2 separate regions of the Homo sapiens genome follow, and region 1 is linked to region 2. The links are chromatin contacts, found by Hi-C or POLR2A ChIA-PET in ENCODE. All regions are on one chromosome and are shown on one strand. The core of a region is the stretch at or near the end of the contact, and the rest is flanking DNA. Distances in the headings are between cores, read along the strand shown.

Region 1 (4,003 bases), core at 508-3,007, 87 kb before region 2:
CATTATCTGATTTGGCCTCCACAATAGCTCTTGGGGAAAGTCATCATGATCTTGAGAACCTGTGGCTGCTTAGTGGTACAGCAAAACCAGAATCTACTGCTCTGATCTCTCTACTCTTCAGTAGAGCCCCCAAAACAAACAGTGAAACAGTGAGAGGAAAATTCCAATGTGTTACCACTGTGGTCGCTGGCTCTTTTTAAATCATTTTTTTTCTTATTAGATTATAAGTTACACAGAGTAAAATTTTTGCATGTATAATTTCTCAATTTCTTACAAATCCATACAGTCATTTAACTACCACTACTGTCAAAATGTAAAGTTCCATCAGCCCACCAAATTCTCCATGGTCATTGTAGTCAGCCACTCCCCTGATCCTCCACCCCATGGTGAGCAATGATGCACTTTCTACCCTTACAGTTTCACTAATTATTGTAAATATAATCATATAGTATGTAGCATTCTGATACTGTCTGAATTCACTTAACATAATGCTGAATTGAGATGCTCTTGCATGTACCCATAGTTTGTTGCTTTCTATTGTTGACCTGTGTAGTCCATCCAGGGACCAAGTTTGCTGAAAGACATTGAAGTTGCTTCCAGTTGGGGCAATGACGAATAAACCTGCTTTAAACATTTGCTTAAAATTTTAAAGTCAAATTTTCACTTCACCGGAGGAAATATCACCCAGTGGGATTCCTGGACTGAATAGTAAGTATATGGTCAAATTTATAATATGTTGGAAGATTATTTTTCAAAGTGTCTATATAATTGTACATTCCCGCCAGAAATGTATTTGAATTCCAAGTGTTCTACATCTCCATATTTCCTCAGCATTTGGAATGCCTTCCCTTCCTTCCTTCCTTCCTTTCATCCCTCCCTCCATCCCTCCCTCCCTCCTTCCTTCCTTCTTTTTTTCATTCTAAGAAGTATATAGTAGTCATCTCCGGTTTTTAACTTGCACTTACCTAATGACTGTGATGTTAAACATCTTTTAATGTGTTTATTCATCATCTGTATATCTTCTTTGGTAAAGTGTCTATTCAAAAATTTTGCCCATTAAAAAAAATGAGATGTTTCCTTAGTATTGAGTTTTAAGAGTTCTTCATAAATACTGGATACAAGTCCTTAATCAGATATATAGTTTGTAAATACTTTATTCCAATTTGTGGCTTGCCTTTTTATTGTATTAACACTGGATTTTGAAGAGCAGAAGTTCTTCATTTTGATGAAGTGTAATTTATCAGTTTTTTCTCTTATGAGTTGTGATTTTGATGTTGTATTTAAGAAAACTTTGCCCTTCCCTAACCCAAGATTACAAACATTTTCTCCTATATTTTTTGCAAGAGTTTTATGGTTTCAATCTTTGCATTTAGGTTTATGATTTGTTTTGAGTTAATTAATTTTTGTATATGGAGCAAATTAAGAATTTAAGTTCTTTTTTTAATATAAAAAAACACTATTGTTGAAAAGTGTATTCTTTCTTCACAAAATTGAATTTGTATCTCTATGGAAAATCAAGTGGCCGTGCACATACATGTGGGTCTATTTCTGTACTCTTTTTTTCCTTCACCAATAGCAAACTGGCTTGATTACTGTGGTTTTATAGTGCTATGATGACCTCGTATTCACCTCATTAGTGAGGAAGGCATCCACTGCCCTAAACAGAATGAGATGGTTGAACACATCGCAACACTGGGCAGATAGATGGGCAGCATTTTATTACCCACATCTACTCATGGTCCTGCGGGAGGACACTGCACACCACACAGGGCCACACCGGGGTGCACTTGGGAACAGATGAACAAGCAGGGGCAGCAAGAGAGAGGCAGGCTTTGAATATCAACAGCACAGGGTGCCCCTGGTTACTATGTGAGGACGATACTGCCTTGTTTTAATGATTTGCGGCTGGCAGGGAACTGAAGTCTGTCAGATTGAGGACCAGGTGGTGTGCAGCTGGTTCAGCACAGGGTCACATCTGCTGAAAGCAGGGAACTCACAATATGGCCTTTAGGGTCCCTTGAGGCTTAAAAATATAAGACAGCCTGTGAAATTTTAGGCCTTACACTATATAACTCAGTCTTGAAATCAGATAGTGTAAATCTTCAAATTTTTATTTTTCATTTTCAAAATTACTTTGGCTATTGTAGTTTTTTTTCCATATATATTTTAGAGTCAGCTTGTTGATTTCTACAAAAATATCCTGCTGGGATTCTGACTAGAATTGTGTTGAACCTATAGATCAGTTTAGAGAGAAAGGACATTTTAACAACAGTGAGTCTTCCAATCCATGAACACAATGTATCTCTGCATTTATTTAGGGTTTGTTTCATTTATTTCTGCAGCATATGGGTCTTGCATTGTTTTTAGATTTATATCAAAGTATTTTTTGTATTATTGTACATAACATTTTGTTAAAAAAGCTATTTCCAATTGTTGATTGCCAATATGTAGAAATACAATTTATTTTGGTATGTTGATCTTGCATCCTGTGATGTTGACTTTTTGAAATATTCTACATTGATGGTGTCTCTGCATATTTATGTGGGTAAGGGAATCCTTCATAGATGGACAATAATGATGAGAAGAAGAGGGAGGAGGGGAAGGGAGAAGAAAAAGGGCTGAGCTAGAGTGATGGCGGCACTCGAAGTCCACTGCAGTCCACTTTTGGGACTGGTTGCCATGGTGATGGCTGTGGCAGAAGCAAGTGGCCACAGGTCCCAGAGACAGGGGAGACCAGGAGGACCTGAAGCAACGCATGAGAAGCATCTGACGCTAAAGAGAACAGAGAACTCAGAATGCAAGGCCTTCTTCTCTCATTTCTCTCTGATGTTAGTAATGTTTTCCTTGATCTCCCCAGAAAAGTATAAACTTCAGGAGATTGAATATATTTTCTGGGTTCATTAAAATTATTCTTGCACTTTAGATAATACATCAAAAATTGCTGCCAGTCAATACATAGAAGGAAACAAAGGGAATAGGGAAAAGGAGGAGGAAGTAGAAAGAAAGAAGAGATGAGAGTAGGAGAAGAAAGAGGGGCACAAAAGGAAGAAAGAGGAGGCAAAGGAAAGCCGAGAGAGATGTGGGGGTCGCTTTACTTGAACAGCTCCAGGAGAACAAAAGTTTCCTTTAATTGTATTTTGTGCTGGAATTGAAATTGTGGGTTTAAACAGAAAGAGTTTCTAAAACTCAAGCCAAATTACATTCATATCAAGATCAGCCTTAATCTCCATTGACAAAAAGGACTTTAGGAAGAGCAATCGAGGTTGGGCTCAGGTAGGAAAACGAAAACAGAAGAGCAAGAGAGCAAGGAGACAGCTATTGGCATGGCCTGTCTGGGAGGCCTGTAGTCCTTGAATCTGGTCTAGATGTTTTCTTTCTTGGTTACCTGTTATCTGAAGATTCTGAGGTGAGAGGTGTCATCATGCAGCCACTAGAATAAAGTGCTTGTATTTTAGTGTTTTGCTTCAATCTGCTTATTATAACATTTCAGTTCTGTGTAAACAACTTTAGAGAGTGCACGCTTTGGAAGTAAACTGACCCCAAAACAAAAGCTCCATGTTATGAGGAAGATATCTGCTGAAACAGGAGCCCTGTGTATGAGAAGAACATCTGCTAACACAGGGGTACCATGTAAGAAGATCTCTACTATATTTTTCACATTTCCACTTCCATTTTATCATAACTTATATAAAATTTTAAGTACAGAGAACTCCAATATTTCATTTTTATATTTTGGATTGATGTTTTCTTAGTAAGTAAGTATTACCATTAGAATATTATCATGCTTGTTTTTATATGTTTTCCACATTATAGAACACTCCTTGAGAGCAAGGATTTAAATTTTTTGTTTGTTTGTTTTTAAGCTACCATATCCCCAGCATTAGAACAGTAGCTATAACCATAGTGGGTGATCAATAAATATTTGTTAGATGATGAATGAATAAACCTGAGCTGTGCTTTTCCTAAATCTTTGACATCCTTTCTTTGGGGAGGGAGCAGTCCT
Region 2 (3,775 bases), core at 345-2,844:
CCTGCTTTGGCGAATGTTTTTATTATGCTCCATTTTCTGGTTTTACGTCACAGAACAGTGGTGCTCTCCTGTCAAACATTCAAGCAAATATCCTGAATACTCCTTTCTCACTCTCCTCTAACTGACATATATATAACTATATGTGTCATATAACTAACATATATATATGATCCACATGTAATAGATCCAACTTAAGAAGTGAGGTTATATAGGTCAATGGGATGACATATATTATCCTATATCTTTATTGGTTGATTGGATGATTATATATGTCATCCTATTAACCTATATAACTTCACTTCTTAAGTTGAATCTATTTTAAATAGGCACACACACACACACACACACACACACAAAATTTCTTCCCCTTTTCATCACCACTCTCAGAATTAAAAACTAGCAAAATAAGCTAAAATACTTGATATTTTAAGATCCCTTCAAGGATTTAGCTTCCTGATGCATTCTTACGAAAAGGAAATACAACTGCATTAACCTCTCCAACCCTCCCCACCCCGTATAGACACACAGACTCTGCTTTTTAAATGAGAGCTATACAAGTTGGAACAGCCTTGGATAAACTGTAGTCCAGAAAGTCAAATATACACCTCTACAGATGACATGAACCTGCTTTAACTTTTCAGGAAAAGCCTCAAAAATCATAGAGTTCTTGTTGGCTAAATACCATCTGAAAAAAAAAAAAGGCTTCATATCAGCTATGTCAAACCAAAATCAGAATTTTCAGTAGTTGCTCTTCAACAAGTCCAGAAGAAGTCCATTCTCTTCCCTTTTAGAACAATACATTTTAGCTATTTCTTCTATTATTATTATTGACACCTTACGCTTACTCCTTTAGCACTGTTTCTAAATATAACCTCAGAATTAAATTTTGAACTCCTTGAGTTTAGAGACATTATTTTATTTATTTTTCTTTATATCTTAAGTCCTAACTAAGAAAATATCCAATAAAGGTTGAGGAGGTAATGACTAAATTGATCAGAACATAATCAGGGTTTTAACTGTCATCTTCACTATTGATAAGTAAAGCAATTCTGTGGTATAATTAAATTAGCTACATAAGGGGATGTTTTGTTGCTGTTTTTGAACAATAGCACAGAAGTACTTGGCTGGGAATGTGAATGTTACGTAATTTTCAGGATTGTATCATTCATATAGAAAATACATATTCTAATATGATCTATGTACCTGCATATTAGGTGCATTTGTACCCAGAGTAGAGACGTCTCTTTCTGAAATCATTCCTCCTATCTTTTGGTCCTCGTCCCCATAATTATCCTCAATGTGGGCGAAAAAAGTGTATTTTGGTTTCACATTAAGTCAGTTCTTAGTGCCACTTTTCTTCCCAATAAATTTGATTTTCATGAAGTTGGATTCCATTAGTCTCCTTTCTGAAAAACATTCTTACTTTTTCACAATTCAAACCTCAAATAACACTTAAAATAAAAGATCAGTTAAAATTATTTTAATTTTTCTAGAAAAATTAGGAATGAGGCCAATTAAATGGGGTGAGTGGGAATGGTCCGAAAGTCCTTGAAATGCCACATTGAACTGTTTTCTACAAAACAGCTCCCTCTGGTGGAAGCAGAACCCTTTCTCTGGGTGAGACCAGGCACACAACCTGGAAAGTTAGGGCATCCTCTGAAAACGGACAGTCCAAGGCAGGTGGGAGAAAAGACGAATTCTAAAACCCGAACTATGAAATGGTTTGTCTTCAAATTAAACTGTTCTCATCACTGCCCAAAAGTTTTTGGAATAATCTGCCAGGGAACCCTAAACAGTCATGTATTAATATCTGCAAAATATGCAAAATTCAAAGTTCAGAGAAGCTGCCCTCCAGCTGCTAAGTAGATGGGACTACATAATTCACAAGTTCCCAAATTTAATCAAGAGCCCTAAGGATAAAGAGAAAGAGAAATTAAACACCGAGCTCAGAAGCTGTGAAAGTCTGTGCAGATTGGAGGAAAGAGTGGCCTTGGAAGTTCAGCCTCGAGTTCATGAATAGACAAAGGCATGATTTCAAAGCAAAAACAGCCCTATAGAATCCATCCTGTACTCCACACAGTCACTTTCATTGTTTGTAAAGGTCAGTGGGTTTTTATACTAAATAGCTGGAACTGAAGGACATCATGATGTTACTCATTGTTTATTTTACCATATTATCTCTCCACATCTGTGGTCTTTTGTGTTTACACTACATTTTTTCATCATTTTTCTACGATGTCAATTTGTATGGTTCTTCTTAATGTAAAAAAAATACAAACTATTGCTGCTTAACGACAACTTATAAAAATGTAAATGAATGTAAATGCTATACAAATTTGGAAAATTGAGTAAAACCCAACAAGGAACCTACTTACTACCTCTTTATTGAAATCTCCAGCAGAGTAACATCCATTCATTCAGTATCTATATTACCACTTAGGGCAAAATGCAGTGGCATTGAAAACTATCTCTAGGACTGAGCAGAAAGAGTGACAGTGACTCTTCTCCATGACTGCCATGCCCCAGGTATCTCTGTCTAGATGACCATCTTCTCTGAGCTCCTGGTTGGCTAGCGTCTTCTATCCATCATTTCTATTTCAGATTACTTGCTGAAGGCCAAATCATCTCTCTGGTAAAAATGCTGCCTCTCAGCAGTGTTCTGGGGAGAGACAATATGGAGTACCTTCTAGTCATCTCCTCTAAGGATGATCAAATATACTTTCATTGAGGTCACACAAGGAAAAGCCTGCCTCTGCCAATGAAAAACACTAAGAAATCCGCCTGTAAAGATGACTTCTCAGAGGACAGACCCTGGATCTGAGATCTAGCCCTCGTCCCCACAGTCTCAGGAGGAGGGCTGCTATGAGGAGCCAGGAGCAGCTGTCACAGCTCAGTCACACAGGGTCAGATCCCACCCCACCCACGCAGGCCTGCAGGCTGGGGATGGCCATGTGCACTTCATACACACAGTCCTCTCTGACCCTTGTGTGGCCACATTTTAGATAGCTAGTGTGGGAAGAGGAAGTTTGACTACTTCATCAATCAAAACAGTGAATGAATAAACATCACCAGTGACCAGTGTCGGTTTCTTGTCTGCAAAACAATGATGCCCTGAGATAATGCTGTCTGAGCTAGACTCGCTGTGGTGGGAGGCAGGGTGGAAAGCTGAGGTTAGAGAACAGGGTGACCTGTCCACAGATGTGGACTCTTTCCATCCTACATGCTACTGCATCTCAGTGCCTGAGAGGAGGCTACCCATTAGAAAGGCAATCGTCATTGTCACCAGATGGGCATGCTTGGTCTCAGATTTGCTCAGATGTCATACACCTTTGGGGGGCAGGAAAAGAAATGCCAGAAATAAAATCCATAGCACATTAAGTAGATTGTAAAATGTCAGTATGTAACTCAAGCTAATAAAATAATTCAGGGATGCTAATCAACCTTCCAAGTTGAATTAAATTTATGGTTAAATGAGATACAGAAAATACTTCTTCAAAGAAGAATCTGAGGATAATTATTGGTTTTATCAGTAATTTGGTTCTAAAGACAAAAATATATTATCCAAAAAAATTGTTTGGCCATAGAAAGGAGGGGTACTCCAGATACAAGTCTAATTGGCTAACCATAATCCCAGCCTGATCAAATTTCTAGTATGTTTTGTTGTTAACGTATGATGTCTGTATAAATGAACACTTGGTAGAGTAGATCAACTTTTGCATTAAATTGAAGACTGGAGTCTACAAATGCTTATCTTATGGAGCCCAAACTGAGCCAA

Evidence for each region. Hi-C counts contacts between places; a loop is a spot of excess contacts on that map. ChIA-PET counts read pairs that join two places held with the same protein, here RNA polymerase II (POLR2A). Pooled maps may share reads with other maps.
Region 1: a map of GM12878 shows a loop between it and region 2 (5-fold over the local background). The contact joins two enhancer-like sites. A Hi-C loop is called at or near these places in 3 of 168 maps with a recorded cell type or tissue (GM12878, MCF 10A and OCI-LY7), 26 of 37 single-sample maps with no recorded cell type and 7 of 50 pooled maps. POLR2A ChIA-PET finds 5 or more read pairs at or near these places in 3 of 52 experiments (GM10248, GM12878 and OCI-LY7).

What each region holds. Positions count from the first base shown.
Region 1 is chr18:10,952,019-10,956,021 of GRCh38, forward strand. All of the region lies in intron 3 of PIEZO2 (piezo type mechanosensitive ion channel component 2), which reads right to left. Among named protein-coding and RNA genes, the nearest start is that of MIR6788, 190 kb to the left of the region's middle. RefSeq lists an enhancer at 1-129. Within about 2 kb of position 1,758, at least 2 of the 41 ENCODE cell types and tissues checked have a DNase peak (open chromatin) inside an H3K27ac peak, as active enhancers do; they include GM12878, where a contact is called at or near this core.
Region 2 is chr18:11,039,422-11,043,196 of GRCh38, forward strand. All of the region lies in intron 2 of PIEZO2 (piezo type mechanosensitive ion channel component 2), which reads right to left. Among named protein-coding and RNA genes, the nearest start is that of PIEZO2, 110 kb to the right of the region's middle. Within about 2 kb of position 1,595, at least 3 of the 41 ENCODE cell types and tissues checked have a DNase peak (open chromatin) inside an H3K27ac peak, as active enhancers do; they include GM12878, where a contact is called at or near this core.